2 separate regions of the Homo sapiens genome follow, and region 1 is linked to region 2. A link is an interaction called in ENCODE POLR2A ChIA-PET data of the cell type or tissue named here. Cell type or tissue: OCI-LY7. All regions are shown on one strand. Region 1 holds the start of CCL3L3 (C-C motif chemokine ligand 3 like 3). Region 2 holds the start of CCL5 (C-C motif chemokine ligand 5).

Region 1 (8,000 bases), 320 kb after region 2:
ATCACCCATCAAAGAACAGGGTAAGATGAGACCAGAGAGGTAAGCTATGCAAGCTAATCAGAAAATAACTCAAAGTTTTAAAAGTGCAGAATATAAAAAGGAAAAACCCTCATTCCTAAAAAAATTTAAAAAAAGCCTCATTTCCTCAAAGAAACGACAGTTAGCTATTTGATGTGTGTCTTTCCAAATATTTGCCTATGTAAATATATGTGTGTATATGGCTTTTAAAAATAAAAACAAAATAATATCCTTTACAGACAGTTTTGTAGCATATGTAGAGAATATATATGCATATACTGAATGTAAATAGATATGCATTTTACCTAGAATATTGAGGACACTTTCCACAGTTATAGATGTGTGCTGCTTTTGTTTACTGACTGCAGAATATTCCATTGATGGACATCTTAATCCTCTACTTATTAATCCCCTACTGATGACTGTTTGCATTTCTTTGCTCTTTACCAACCATACTTGAAAGAATATCCTCATGTCTACATATTCTTATCTTTTGGCAGTGTTTCTATGAAGCAGATTCCTAGAAATGGGATCAGGTCAAATGGGATGTAGGTCACATAGTATGTGCATTTTAATATCTGCTAAGTAGTAGTGTTTAATTATGCTTTAAAGAGTTTGAGCCCTACAATTCTAAACATGTTTGGACACAGAAATTAGATTATTTTAAACAAAATGAAATAAGCATAGCTCATAAAAATTAACACGTTTGGTTTTCACACAAATATTTTGAATTTCCCTTTCTTCTGCAAAAAGGACCCTAGCTTAGTATGCATTTCTTGTACATATAATGCAAGCAATCCATCTATTAAATAACTTACCTTTCAAACCTATAGACAGCATCCTGCTCCACACAGAAGCTGGTTGTCTTTTCATTCTCTAACATTAGCTATTTATTTTGTAGAGTGTAGATTCTAGAGAAATAATGTATAATACACCTGTTGCCATATGCAGAGACTTACCACATTTAGAAAACAGTGGTGAATTCTATTGACAGTGGCTCTCAGTCATTAACATGCTATGGAACACCTCATGAGCTTGATAAAAATATCAGTTCCCAGGTCTACACCTAAAGATCCTGATGTAATTGGCTTAAATAATCACTGCTGAAACACTCTATGTCAACTCAGAATCCTGACAGGAAGTGGTTGCAATGGATAAAGTATCATCTGTTAAAGAATGGGGTAAGATTTGAGTATAGGCGGGTCATACTTTGGGAAATAACTTGGTCAATGGTTAACAGCATAGTCTGTAGTTCAATAAAAGTCCAGTTTTGGAACACAATTGACCGTTTACGTGCTGTGTAACCTCAGCCAAGTTGTCTAACCTTTCTGAGCCCTGGGTTACTTTTCTGTCAAGTGGAGGTATTAATAGTACCTAAGCTGTACTATTGCATTGGTAAGATTAAATGAACAATGTATAAAAAGCACTCAGTAGGAGGAGTAAGCCTCAACAATGTAAATAATTGCTATTAAGAGCTTGATTCATCATGAATATGCCCTACAGAATACTCTGCTTAATGGTGGCCATTCAAGTAGTTAATTCTCCTAGAGCGTGCATATTACGATTTGAGTTATAACATATTCGTAGTTTCAATGTTCCAGAATTTTGTGAAGTGGATAACTCTGTCGCAGCGCTCCCCATCTCTCCCAATTTCCCTCCATTTCACCTCTTCCTAATCTTTGCCTATGATTCCTCTTAACCAGTGATTTTGATTTGCCAGAAAAACAAAACCAAACTCAATACTGGTTTACCGTTTAAAAGAACATCTTTATTATTTCCCCAGGCCGATCACAGCCCTGAACAAAAGCATCTGATACACATTTGTCAGTCTGGTGGCTTTGGTGCCATGACTGCCTACACAGGCCGATGACAGCCACTCGGTTGTCACCAGACACACTGTGAGGGAAGGTGGAGGGGACAGGGGGAACTCTCAGAGCAAACAATCACAAACACACTGTGAAATCAAAAATAAATTATAAAAACTAAATAGTATAAATAAATTAAAATTTAAGTTAAGAAGAGTCCCACAGTGTGGCTGTTTGGCAATAACCAGTCCATAGAAGAGGTAGCTGTGGAGGTCACACGCATGTTCCCAAGGCTCAGGCTCCTGCTCCTCCCCACTGGGCCCACTGAGGTCGCTGGGCCTCGAAGCTTCTGGACCCCTCAGGCACTCAGCTCCAGGTCACTGACGTATTTCTGGACCCACTCCTCACTGGGGTCAGCACAGACCTGCCGGCCTCTCTTGGTTAGGAAGCTGTGGAGAAGGGAGGAAGAGTTAAGCACTGGGGAATCCAGCCGGGGAATCCTGGGCCCACCATGGCCCTGACATCCTGCTCTCTGTCCTGGGCAGCTCAAGGCCTGCTCCTCTCTCAGGGGCCCCCTGCCTATCTCCGTCTAGAGAGCTTCTCTCAGTGACTCCAGGCAAGGGGGCCCTCAGAGTGTCCTGCTGCCTCCTTCTTCCTGTCCCTTTCCTCTGGCCTGGGGCAGCCCTTCCTGACTCTGTAACACCCACCTCACTCCAGCCCCAAGTCAGGTCACACCTCAGTGCCCTGCGTCCTGTATCCCCGATAGGCTCCTGAAGGCTGGGCCTTTCCAGGATGGCCTTCTGGCCTGTTTCTGCCCCCACCCTGACACTCCCTACCTCCCTAGAGGTGAGCAGGAAGACTGGCACTTACATGACACTGGGCTTGGAGCACTGGCTGCTCGTCTCAAAGTAGTCAGCTATGAAATTCTGTGGAATCTGTCGGGAGGTGTAGCTGAAGCAGCAGGCGGTCGGCGTGTCAGCAGCAACTGCGGAGAAAGGAGAGAATAAGCCCGAGTCACAGCTCAGAAGAAAAGGCCAGGCAGCTTCTGATCCCTGAGTGGTTGAGGAGGGCAGGCTTGCTCAGACCAAGTGACTGCAAGGCATTTGGGGGGTTTTGCAGAGAAATGTCTCTTTGTTTCTGTCTATATTCCTCTTTCCCCTTGACTCTTCATAGTGGGTTCTCTGTTTCTCTATGTGATCCAGATACCTGAATGGACTGTTCTCTTAGCTCTCTTCATGGAATTTTGTCGGTTCAAGAAGTCATACCCCAGCCCAAGAGAAGCCCTGGACATCTCTCATAAGACATCCAAGGGACAGGGCTCCTGGGAGACCTAGGGTGAGCTGGAGAGTGAAGAACAGACCCCACTGGGAAGTAAGCAGCCCTGGATTCTGCCTCTTGCAAACTGATTCGTTTTGAACCCTGTTTTTCTATCTGTACAAGGGACTGTAACTCCCCTGCCCCTGCCTAGATTCTCATACCTGGAGACTAGGAGGGCTAAGACCCCTTCTAGAGATAAAAATAAAAGTTGTGAAGAAAAAGACCAAGGTGTTTGGCAGCGCTTTAAGAACTTCCTTCTTTTCTCTTCGGGGCTCTCAGGCCACAAAAAAAGACTGATGTGGTCTAACCATGGCCAGAGAGTGGTGATACCCACAACAACAACATGGACTCACGTGGTGCAGAGAGGACCTGGTTGCAGAGAGCCATGGTGCAGAGGAGGACGGCAAGGGCAGCAGTGGAGACCTGCATGATTGGGAGCAGGTGATGGAATGTGGGCTCGAGTGTCAGCAGAGCCAAGAAGGGACTGACTACTCTTTGCTGCCTGCGTCCTTCTGATGTCTGAAGCCATCTCTCCTCTTTATAGGCAGCCCTGGCGGATGGGGAAATGGAATCTGGGGGTGAGGAGGGAAATTTTTAAGTGTAGTGATGCTGTCATGCTGAGTGTTGCACAACTCAGGGTCCCTGGTGACCACAGGGGCTCAGGATATCCAAGAATAGCATCTCTGAGCTACTCTCTAACTCTCAGCTCTCAACTCATGACTGGTTCTAGCTTCATGGGGTTTCTCCTGTGAGTGTGAAGAGGGGTGTGTGTCAACCCAAGGCTATTCTTAGTTGATCCCTTCTCATAAGAACTGGTCTATGCAGCCAGGCATGGTCGCTCACACCTGTAATCCCAACACTTTGGGAGGCCGAGGCTGCAGATCACCTGAGGTCAGGAGTTTGAGACCAACCTGACCAAGAAAGAGAAACTCCATCTCTACTAAAAATACAAAAGTAGTCAGGCGTGGTGGCACATGCCTGTAATCCCAGCTACTCGGGAGGCTGAGGGCAGGAGAATCGCTTGAACCCAGGAGGTGGGGGCTGTGGTGAGCTGAGATCATGCCATTGCACTCCAGCCTGGGCAACAAAAGTGAAACTCCATCTCAAAAAAAAAAAAAAAAAAGAATTGGTCTATGCATGAACTCTCCAGCCCCATTCCTTCCCACAGAGCTGTAATTCTGCTTCCTCAGCTGCTATAACCACAAGGATAGGGTCAATGGGCTGATGCTGTGGAGGGCTAGACAACCCCCAGTCCTCCCAGAGGAAAGGAACTCAATGAAAGCTGGAGGAATAGAAAGCATGAGGTCACGTTTCAGTCATTTGTCTATTTATTAGTCTCGGAGTGACTGGGGCGCTGTGTTAAACGCTAGTTGTGGATCATAAAAATACTTTAGAGGTGGGTGTCAGTATGTCAGGTGCCTAGAAATATGTGTAGCCATTAACCTAGAAAAAGCATTTCTGGGAAAGAGTTCTGTGGAAACAACCCAAATATGGAGCCATCTTCAAACATAAAGATACCTGACCCAGCATCATTTATAACTCTAAAATAAGCAAAGCTAAATTTTTCTCTATCAGGGAATGATAAATTATCCACAAGATCCTTTATTATTAAGTCTCTAACGTGAATGAAGTGGCATAAATATGCTTATAACATCAGTGGTTAAAAAAAAAGCAAGATAAAACATTATACAAATTCTATAAAATTTGAAGAATTGTATAAAGATATATATATGCCATGCCAACTCTAGGCATGGAAAAAATTAAAAGGCTTGGAAATACATGCCTTAAAGAATGAATAGTGCTTAGATCCATGGGTGATTTATTTTCTTATTTTTTTCTTTTTCTGAATTTTCCTCATTTTATTTAGTGAGACTTTATTACCTTCTTGGTCAACCCACAAATTTATGAACTAATTTTGTTTTAAAACATTTCCAACATCACTGGTTGAAAAGTGGGTTGTTGTCAGTTGTTTAATCTGAAAGAAATTACTGATAAATATGCTACAGTTTCTGTTCAATGGGCTTTGCCAAAATGAAGTCTTGATTTCCCATTTCTTTGAACCATTTTAAGGATCCTATACTATACTTACATAAATAATGCCAAACTGAAGCAGTTTTTTCCTTATTCTTTTCAACACATAATTTCAGTGGTGTGGAAGGGTCTCTACCTTCTCAGCCAGATTATATGCTTTTTTTTTTCTTTTCCATACTTTGTTATTTTATTATTTTGCAATCAATCAGCATATCTCATTTTATAATGAGAAATAGATTTAGTTGGTTTTAATGATCTTTGTTTCTGAGATGCCCCTGGTCTCATGGGGGCAGGTAGAGTGTATGAACAGGTAATTGTAAAACTCTTAGTAGAAAAAGAAATGAAAGCTCAGAACCCCATGAGGAAGAAGTGACCTTCCACCAGAGGGTTGGGGAAGGCTTCATGGAAGGGATGGAACTTTAGTTGTGTCTGGATAACTGCCCGGGATTTAGGCATCTATAGATGGGTGGGCAGTGGAGGCCCAGCTGAGGCAGAGTCCTGGGTGTGACATTGTGGCTCAGAGGAAAGAGGGGGTGCTTCAGTGGAGCTGCAGAGCAGTGGGGGTGAATATGGATGATAAAGGTAAATTGGGACCAAACCAGGACAGGCCTTGAATTCCCCCCAAAGGGGTTAGAGTTGACACACTTGATGCTGGAGAACAACGGAGGACAGAAGCCAAGTGGGACCACGCCTTTGAAATTCTGTCCTTCCTGAGTGTCTTTAGAGTTAGGTCTTTTAATACACATGAGCTCTGTTTCCATTCCACCCCAGTGATGGCTAGTGCCAGTCTTGAGGGAGGAGAAGCAGAGGCAAGATCAGGGGCCGTGGTAGGTTTCATCAGAGCTTTGGCATCCACGTATCTTCCCCTATTGCTACCAATTCCAAATAAAGGTATCTCTGCCACTTGTCTCATTAGAAACCTACATCACAGGCAATGACTCCTTCTCACCCCACCCTCTGCCTCTCAGCTCTCGTTGATACCCTGAATTGCGTTCCCTCACTCACTTCTTAGGGGAACCCCCTCCATACTCGTGATTCCTTTTCTGGGAGCTGGCTTCTGTGAGTTGTGGAGAGTGAGAAAAGGAAATGGAAACTGCTGAATCAGTCAGTGTTCTGATAAGGGACATCCTCTATCTCTGTGATTACAGTACAGTGTGTTATAATTAGTTACCTATGTAATTTGCTCTTCAAAAACCTAGACCATGTCCTGTTGATTTTATTTTAGTTTCTTTTTCTCAAGAAATTTATAGTTTAATAAAGGCAATGTGGGAGTTTGGAAACAAACTTTGATTTTGTACTAATGATAGATTAGCAACTACACAAATTTTAGTTCACAATAAGTAATATTTATCGAGTGATCACCATGTGCTGATTTCCATAATATGGATTTACATGTTTGAACTGTCTTCAAAACAACCCTATGATTTAGTTACCAGTATACTTTCTTAGTTGAACAGGTGAAGAAACCAAAGTAAATAGAGGTTAAGCAATTTTCCGAAGGCCGTAAAGCTGATGACTAGCAGAGCAGGGATTCACATCCAGGTAGTCTGACTCTAGGTACCACACGCTACACGTCCTGTACCACAACTTATTATATTTGATCCTCATACCAATCCTATAATGGTAGATTTTTTAGAGTGTCTTCTCAGATTGTAAACCAACTCCAGACCATGTCTCGTTGGTTGATTTAAACCAAATCCTAGTACATGATGATTATAACATGATGAACCTCCTGACCTAGTCTCTATCTCTTATTATTGTGTTCTTTATAATAAAGATGATTTATTGAATATATAATTCTATCTCAGTGTTTATATATTTGTAAGACTTTCTCTATCAATCCCCAAACCAGGAAATAGCCCTTTGCCATGTGTTTTGGCTTGGAGTAAAATATAGTTGCACGCATAGCATTTGCTTAATTTATATACGTTGAATGAATAATGTAAGGGAGATGTAGGACGGGGTTGAGTTGGGAGGGTCTTAGACATTTCCTAGGTGGTAAATTGATGTTCCCAGTTGAAATGACGTACCCAGGGTCATGCAGGTGGAATTGGTCAGTTTTATATTCCACTGTCTGTGTTAGTTACCAGTGTATCTCCAGTGATAACCACAATGCCTGACATATAGTGAAGCTTAATATCTATTTGATGAATAAATAAATCACTGATTTGACTAACAATATGTGTTATGCCTGAACTCTCACTATGGAGTTGAAATACTAATGGGAAAGGTAGGATAAGAAAGGCCATGGTGAGTGGGAACGGGGAGAGGATCAGGAAAAACAACTAATGGGTACTAGACTTAATACCTGGGTGATGAAATCATTTGTACACCAAACCCCCATGACACAAGTTTACCTATGTAACAAACCTGCACATGCATATCTGAACTTAAAATAAAACAAACACACACATACACACACACAGAATCAGGAGAGACAGTCAGAAGCATGACAGGTCTCCAGAGCCAAGGAAGAATTTTTAAATAAAATGAGAATTGAAGCCAGGCACGGTGGCTCATGCCTGTAATCCCAGCACTTTGGGAGGCTGAGGCAGGCGGATCTCCTGAGGCCAGGAGTTTGAGACCAGCCTGGTCAACATGGTGAAACCCTGTCTCTACTAAAAATACAAAAAATTAGCTAGGCGTGGTGGCACATGCCTGTAGTCCCAGCTACTCGGGAGGCTGAGGCAGGAGAATCACCTGAACCCAGGATGCTGCAGTGAGCTGAGATCGCACCACTGCACTCCAGCCTAGGCGACAGAGCGAGACTCCGTCTCAAAAAAAAAAAAAAAAAAAAAAAAAAAGAATTGAGGGTCCCAATAAAGATAC
Region 2 (8,000 bases):
CATCCAGAAGTTTATTTATTTATTTTTATTTTTGAGACAGGGTCTCACTGTCACCCAGGCTGAAGTGTAGTGACATGAACACAACTCACTGCAGCCTCAACCTCCTGGGCTCAAGTGATCCTCCCACCTTAGCCTCCTGAGTAGCTGGGACCACAGGTGTATACCACCACACTTGGCTAATTTTTAAAAATTTATTTTTGTAGAGACAAGCTCTTACCACGTTGCCCAGGTTGGTCTCAAATTCCTGGGCTCAAGCCATCCTCCTGCCTCAATCTCCCTAAAATGCTGGTATTACAGGGGTAAGCCACCATGCCTGGCCAGAAGTTTATTTTATTTTTTATTTTTGAGATGGTGTTTTGCTCTTATTGCCCAGGCTGGAGTGCAGTGGCACAATCTTGGCTCACTGCAACCTTCGCCTCCCGGGTTCAAGCGATTCTCCTGCCTCAGCCTCCTGAGTAGCTGGGATTACAGGTGTGCGCCACCACGCCCAGCTAATGTTTTTGTATTTTTAGTAGATACAGGGTTTCATCATGTTGGCCAGGCTGTTCTTGAACTCCTGACCTCAGATGACCACCCGCCTCAGCCTCCCAAAGTACAGGGATCACAGACGTGAGCCACCGCACCCAGATAGAAGTTTATTTTTTAAATCTTATTGACCCATGCAGTATGCCACATGATTACATAGCATAACAAAGGAATTATATGTCTCAAACAACACAGAAATTCCGCCTTTGCTTTTGTGATTACTATCACATTAAAAAAAAAAAGAAATGTATTCCCTAGATGGAAGTATTATTCCCAAATATGTTCTGATGTGCTATGTACCCACCTTATTTAAATATTTCATCACTCATTCATTCTTTGGTTTAATATTTTCATTCTTTCTCTATGCATGTATTGGTGTGTCTGTCAAAGTCATTAAGCTCTTGTGGTTCTCCTGATTCTGTGCCTAACAGCATTAAATTTTTTTTTAATTGTGGTAAAATATTCATAACATAAAATTTACCATCGTAACCATTTTTGGATGTATCCTGCACATTCTTGAGCCTAAATATTTTCAGACAAAGTGAAGCCTTAGATTGTCTGGTGAGAATGAGGATTTCTTGGTTTCTCTTTGTGTTTCCCTTTCCCAGCCTCACTCAGAGCCACTTGACCATCTCTTTTTCTCCCACCCCGGTGTGCAGAGATGAAAAGGGAACGGAAGCAATATTCTGGCCTCTCATACTTTCTAGAGTTTGTGTTCTTATTTAGGGTGGTGTGAGAGTTTCAGACACAGACCTTGCCCTTGTTCAGCCGGGAGTCATACAGGAAATCCTGCCAGACTTGCTGTCCCTCTCTCTTTGGCATCCTTGACCTGTGGCTAGGAAGTCAAAAGGCCAGGAAAACAATACCTGAGATGAGGGTAGCTCAGGCCTCCATTTCCTGCCCCCAACCTCCCCGCAGACTGTGATACCAAAGAACAGCCCCTCCTTGCCAAGTCTTCCCTCCTTACCTCCATTTTTGGCACCCTCTGCTTGCCTGACTTCCTCCTTCTGCCTACCCCTTAAGAGCGGATGTTCTCAAAGCTGCTGCCCTTTTCTCTTCTTTGCGTTTTTTCCTAAGTCTCTGGCCCTGGGCCTGGCACATAGTTGATGCTTAATGGATGTTTATTGAATGATTAAGTGAATGAATGCAATTCACTCATTCATTCCTTAAGTTTCACCTGTTATTTTTGTGTACGCAATAATGCATTTAGATGATAATGATAATAATAAGCTAACATTTATGCACCTACTGTGTACCAGAGCATATTCTAAGTATTTTCATCTTACTGTGACCCAGTGGGGGAAGTACTTCTATTACCCTATTTTGTAGAGGAGGTAATTGGGGTTACGAGAGGTTAATTGAAGGGCCTACACTCACCAAGTGTCATAGCTGGAGTCCTAACAAAGCAAACTAGCTCTAGAGCCAGTACTCACCAAGGCAGGCTGCATTGCCTTTTTAAAATTGGGATACCCCTTTTTCCCACAAAAGAATGTCATATTTTCAGCCCTAACACCCTTTCCTCAGCTACCAACCCTTCATTTCACCATCACCACTGGACATATCCACAGGGTTATCTTGCTGGCACCTTAGCTCTTTCCTCTTTAAACAGCTCTTTCACAAGGCTTAAGATGGTTCTACACTTCTCCAGCCAGAGGTGGAAACCTCAGTGTCATCCTTAACCCCCATTTTTCTCCCTTGCTCTTGAGCTCAAATCACCTGCTAGGGCTTGCAAATTCCACCTTTGAAGGTTTCAAAAGTGTCTGTCTTTGAAACCTCCTGTCTCTCCTTTCCTTCAGGCACTGTTCAGCCTCCAATACTACTCACGTGGATAACAACAGTAGCCGCTAAACTGGACTCCTGTTTTCTCAGCTTTCCCTGTTCTAGCTCATTTTACACTTGACAGCTGCATTTAGCACTTTTGCTGCATTTTCCTGACACTCCGTGCTTTCCTACATGGAGACTGTACATAAACCAAAGTAGAATCCTGGGGGACAGTCCCTTTTCCTGATATATCCCATTCCCTAGGCTTTTCTCTGCCAGGCCAAATCTCTCCTCAGACAGCACCATTTGCAGCAAACCTGTAAATCCCTGAAGCTGAATGTGTTTCCTCTCTCTTTCCCTTGTCATGTTTTTTTTTGCTGTGTACTCTAGTCATTGCTGTGTCTGTCTTGCCCCTCTTATTAGACTATGAGTCCCATAAGGTTGGGCTGGGACAGTGGCTTTAGTAATCTGTGTCTGCCAATAGTATGTGCTCAGGGAAGGATTTTCTTCTTTTGAAAAATATTTGTTTTCAGAAATAAAATTAGTAATTGTTAAATATTACCATTATACTTAAAAGGATTCATCAGATCCAAAGTCTGTCTTTGAGTACCTCTAACTTTGCCAGTGTCATAAATTTTTGGATTAAAAAACTTCACCCTGGCTGGGTACAGTAGCTCACACCTGTAATCCCAGCACTTTAGGAGGCTGAGGCAAGAGAATTGCTTGAACCCGGGAGGCAAAGGATGCAGTGAGCTGAGATTGCACCATTGTACTCCAGCCTGGGCAACAGAGTGAGTGAGACTCTGTCTCAAAACAAAAACAAAAACAAAAACTTCACTCTTATATAAGAAACTTCAGAATTGCACCATTTTCATTTTTTAAGTCTCTACCATAAATTTCTTAAGCAATTGTCACTAATGACTTTGCTATAGTAGAAAGAGGAGGCTCTAGAGATGGACTTCATCCCTCATTTACTGTGCAGCCTTGGCTAAATCAATAAACCTCTCTGAATCTTAGTTTCAATACCTGAAACATGGAGAGAATTATGCATACTTGTCAGAGCTAAGTGTAATTTAAAGATCAGGCACATAAGACATTTGACACATAGTAGGCATTTCCTATATAGTAGGGTTTATTATATTTTTCCAAATATACTAGCTTGCATATTTAAAGGTGAATCTCATTTCCTTATTTCTTCTCTGATGGATGGCTTTTTGTTTTTTTATTTGACTACAGTTATAGATCCCTGACCTCTGACCTCTTCTCCCTAGTTCCTCTGAGGTTTAGGTGGATTTGATTGGGTGTGAAATATGGGGGACTGTGTGAAATATGGGGTTCTTCACTGAAGGGGATGACTGACTTGATCTTCCCCACATAGGAGCATTCCAGACCATGTTTCAAGTAAAGGCCACACTAGTAAAGATTGGAGTCCTAGGCCAGGCACAGTGGCTCATGCCTATAATCCCAGCACTTTGGGAGGCTGAGGCGGGTAGATCACGAGGGCAGGAGATCGAGACCATCCTGGCTAACACGGTGAAACCCCGTCTCTACTAAAAATACAAAAAATTAGCCAGGCATGGTGTGGGCACCTGTAGTCCCAGCTACTCGGGAGGCTGAGGCAGGAGAATGGCATGAACCCAGGAGGTGGAGCTTGCAGTGAGCCGAGATCGTGCCGGTGCACTCCAGCCTGGGCGACAGAGTGAGACTCTGTCTCAAAAAAAAAAAAAAAAAAAAAAAAAAAAAGATTGGAGTCCTGGGAACATAGTCCATTGGAGTGGGCACGATTCTCTAAGGACAGCTTGTCTAGTCTTTTTACATGATAGCAGGGGACTCTGAGGCTAGAGATGGAGGAGCTGTGGCTGCTTGCAGCTGGAGGATAGGTGGAAGTGGGTAGGGCATCCTCTCAGAGGACTCCTCAGGGAACAGGCTCTGGGAGGGCTCCATGGGGCTGAGACTCACACGACTGCTGGGTTGGAGCACTTGCCACTGGTGTAGAAATACTCCTTGATGTGGGCACGGGGCAGTGGGCGGGCAATGTAGGCAAAGCAGCAGGGTGTGGTGTCCGAGGAATCTGGAAGAGGAAAGGAAGGAGGGAGACCCTTTTATTCATTGCTACTGCACACTTGACATTGTGCTGGACACTTTATATGATTTATTTAGAAAGAACTGTTATCTTCCTTGACAGAAACTGAGGCTCAGAGAGGTAAAGTCACTTGGCCATGGATAAACAGTGGCAGAGTGGGGATTCCAATGCCTCATCTAATCCTTGAGCCAAGCTTGTATCCATCCCTCTACACCATAACCTTCTGCCCTGGGCTTTCAGGGCCTCCTCCTGGCTTGTCCTGGGTCCTCTGGCTTCATTCTTGCCCTTCCAGCATCCTCAATGGATTTGGAACTTGGTTTCTTTGAGACCTAGGGCAGGTTGTGGGGAGGCTTCCAAAGCTCAGGCTCCATGACTCAGCCAGGATCCTAAGAAGGGCCTGGAGATGCATATTGTATCTTGGGAGCTCTGGTTGAGCTTCAGTGAGAAGGGCTCTCAACAGAGAACTTCTTGTTGGTCAGTTAATTCAAGATGACGTTGGGAAGCATCAGTTGCCACTTCCCAGCAGAGGAGTAGTTTTTATTTTCCCAGCAAGATGGAACCAGGTTTGAATACCAGTCTCCCCATTTCCTAGCTGTGTGCCTCCATGGACAAGTTACTTAACCTCTCTGTTTTCCCATCTGTACATCAAGGACAGCTACTCAAAGAAGGGTTGTGGGTATTAAATAAGATGTACAAAAATCGGCTGGGCACGGTGGCTCACGCCTGTAATCCCAGCACTTTGGGAGGCCGAGGCGGGCGGATCACGAGGTCAAGAGATCGAGACCATCCTGGCTAACATGGTGAAACCCCGTCTCTACTAAAAAATACAAAACATTAGCAGGGTGTGGTGGCGGGTGCCTGTAGTCCCCGCTACTCCGGAGGCTGAGGCAGGAGAATGGCATGAACCCGGGAGACGGAGCTTGCAGTAAGCCGAGATCGTGCCGCTGCACTCCAGCCTGGGCGACAGAGCGAAGACTCCATCTCAAAAAAAAAAAAAAAAAAAAAAAAGATGTGCCAAAATCAGCACAATGCCTGATCCATAGTAACCATTTAATTAGCTTTTATTATCCTCTCCTTGTTTTTATTTGTTTTTTAAATGTATTCACTCTAATAAAGCCACATACCCTCTCATAAGCCAATTTTTTTTACATTTATGAAATGAGAGAGAATATGGCTGTCTCAGGGTCTCAGGAAGTTTTAGTTTAGTTAAATTTCTTAGAAACCCTGCTGCTGACAGGCATGAGTCAGACGTGTTTCAAAGTCAGTGTGAGCTACTCATGACTACTAATCTCCCCAACATGAGTCCACACTCAGTGAACACCTGTAGGCCTTGAGGGTGTAGACCTTAAAGACAGAAAAACTGATCAGGAGATCCCTGCCATGAAGCAGCATAGAGATCTCTCAAGGACAACAGGACATATGGGTAAGACAATTCATAAGAATGTAAATAATGGGGTTCAGACAGTATTCATGCTACAGTTGAAAAGAGGGCAAGGTGTGGGACAGTCATTGGGATGGGGTAGGCATTCTAGGCAGAGTCTGACTCCAGGGGCTGTGGTGGTCAAGACCAGGACTTACATGGGGAGGCAGATGCAGGAGCGCAGAGGGCAGTAGCAATGAGGATGACAGCGAGGGCTGCCGCGGAGACCTTCATGGTACCTGTGGGAGAGGCTGTGCGAGGTCCACGTGCTGTCTTGATCCTCTGCAGGAATCCTCTGCAGCTCAGGCTGGCCCTTTATAGGGCCAGTTGAGGGGCATCCCCTAAGGGGAGTTTCCAAAATAGCAACCAAGCATTGGCCGGTATCATAAGTGAAATTGCACAAAACGGAAAAGAAAACTGAAATAGCCTCCGGAAATTCGAGTCTCTGTCTCTCCCTCACTGCTCTCTCATCTAGAGTGAGCTCATCAGTTTCCTCTTTGACCAAGCACCAATGGTGGAAAAATTTCTCTGCTGACATCCTTAGTTTTACCTTCCAGGGAAGGGGTCCTCCTCAGAGAGCAGGAAGCCGCTTTCTTGGGGACAACAAGGAGTGGCAGTTAGGACAGGATCAGAAGTCACTGAGTCTTTATTACTCACTGAGTCACTGAGTCTTCAAAGTTCCTGCTTATTCATTACAGATCTTACCTCCTTTCCCTCATCCATGGAAGGATGTTATTTATAAAGTGTTTTATTGAGGAGGGTCCTCTGGATATACAGTCCCCAAAGGAGGTGAGCACACTCACACTGTAAATTGAGGCAGTTGATCTGAGCTGGGCATTGGGAACCTTTTCACAAGATATGAGTTGGAATGAGTCCTCTTGTGGGAATTTCTTGCTTTCATCCTGGTCATAGGGTCTCTCCCATTTACTTGCTAAGCGACCTTTGGGAAAAGTGCTTAATGTCTTTGAGTTCTATTTCCTTGTTTATAAAGTGGAATAATTGATTAGAGACTTGTTGAGAAGCAGAGGGAGAGAAAGATATCTTACAGCATACTCTATCATTATTGGCTACCATTTACCGAGGGCTTATCTGTGCCAGCCACTATTCCACTGTCCTAGCGCGTGTCAACTCATTTACTATTATTATCCCCATTTTATGAATGAGGAAACTCAATAAATACTGGGATCCCATCTCACTGTAAGGCCTTCTTGGGCACAAAAGTTACAGAATATGAAAGCTTCAAAGGACTTTAGGGATCATTTTTTCCATGTTCTTCAGTTGCACAAGAGGAAACCAAGGCCCAGTGAGCAGGAGTGACTTGCTAAGAACACACAGCAAATGAATGACAGAGTTGGGATCAGAACCCAGTTGCCCTCACTCCCACTTCAGTGCTCTGTCCATTAAGTACTGCCCAACATTAAAGGGTTCGTGGTTAGGAGTATCCTCAAAACTGAACCCATGTGGAACTTCTGGATTAGAGCTAGGGTCCTTACTGCATTCCAAAGAACTGGATACAGTAAGTCTTCATCAATTCCTATTTTAGTAGTTCAGAATTAGCAACAATTTGGTCCGGGCTAGGCTGAAATTGGCATCTGAATAATAATAATAATATTATTATTATTATTATTATTATTGAGACAGTCTTGCTGTGTCGCCCAGGTTGGACTGCAGTGGCACAATCTCGGCTCATTGCAAGCTGTGCCTCCCAGGTTCACGCCATTCTCCTGCCTCAGCCTCCCAAGTAGCTGGGACTACAGGAGCTGGCCAGAATGCCTGGCTAATTTTTTTGTATTTTTAGTAGAAATGGAGTTTCACCATGTTAGCCAGGATGGTCTCTATCTCCTGCCCTCGTGATCCGCCCGCCTTGGCTTCCCAAAATGCTGGGATTACAGGCCGTACCCGGCCGGCATCTGAATTATTTAAGAGAAAAGTGTTTATTGAGAGTGACAAAAGCGGCCGGGCGCGGTGGTTCACGCCTGTAATCCCAGCACTTTGGGAGGCCGAGGCGGGCGGATCATGAGGTCAGGAGATCGAGGCCATCCTGGCTAACACAGTGAAACCCCGCCTCTACTAAAAATACAAAAAATTAGCCGGGCGTGGTGGCGGGCGCCTGTAGTCCCAGCTACTCAGGAGGCTGAGGCAGGAGAATGGCGTGAACCCGGGAGGTGGAGCTTGCAGTGAGCCGAGATCGCGCCACTGCACTCCAGCCTG

The links. ChIA-PET counts read pairs that join two places held together with the same protein. Peaks named below come from ENCODE experiments on the same cell type or tissue, not always from the same donor. Only the 100,000 strongest peaks of a DNase experiment are listed, where the experiment ranks them.
Region 1: POLR2A ChIA-PET joins it to region 2 with 13 read pairs; 3 of 35 experiments call an interaction of 5 or more read pairs at or near these places.

The regions. Positions count from the first base shown.
Region 1 is chr17:36,193,105-36,201,104 of GRCh38, forward strand. CCL3L3 (C-C motif chemokine ligand 3 like 3) reads right to left here and starts at 3,654. Exons shown (of 3, transcript NM_001001437.4): 1 at 3,494-3,654; 2 at 2,694-2,808; 3 at 1,765-2,272. The coding sequence starts at 3,569. The coding sequence ends at 2,182. LOC128966706 (a long non-coding RNA gene) reads left to right here. Exons shown (of 2, transcript XR_008485584.1): 1 at 1-39; 2 at 3,026-3,363. In OCI-LY7, no CTCF peak of the experiment used is centred here; a DNase peak (open chromatin) is centred at 3,837; H3K4me3 peaks cover 1,381 bases; H3K27ac peaks cover 1,052 bases.
Region 2 is chr17:35,874,283-35,882,282 of GRCh38, forward strand. It overlaps CCL5 (C-C motif chemokine ligand 5), which reads right to left and starts at 6,078. Exons shown (of 3, transcript NM_002985.3): 1 at 5,948-6,078; 2 at 4,246-4,357. The coding sequence starts at 6,023. The region is part of intron 1 of LOC105371745 (a long non-coding RNA gene); the gene reads left to right. In OCI-LY7, no CTCF peak of the experiment used is centred here; no DNase peak of the experiment used is centred here.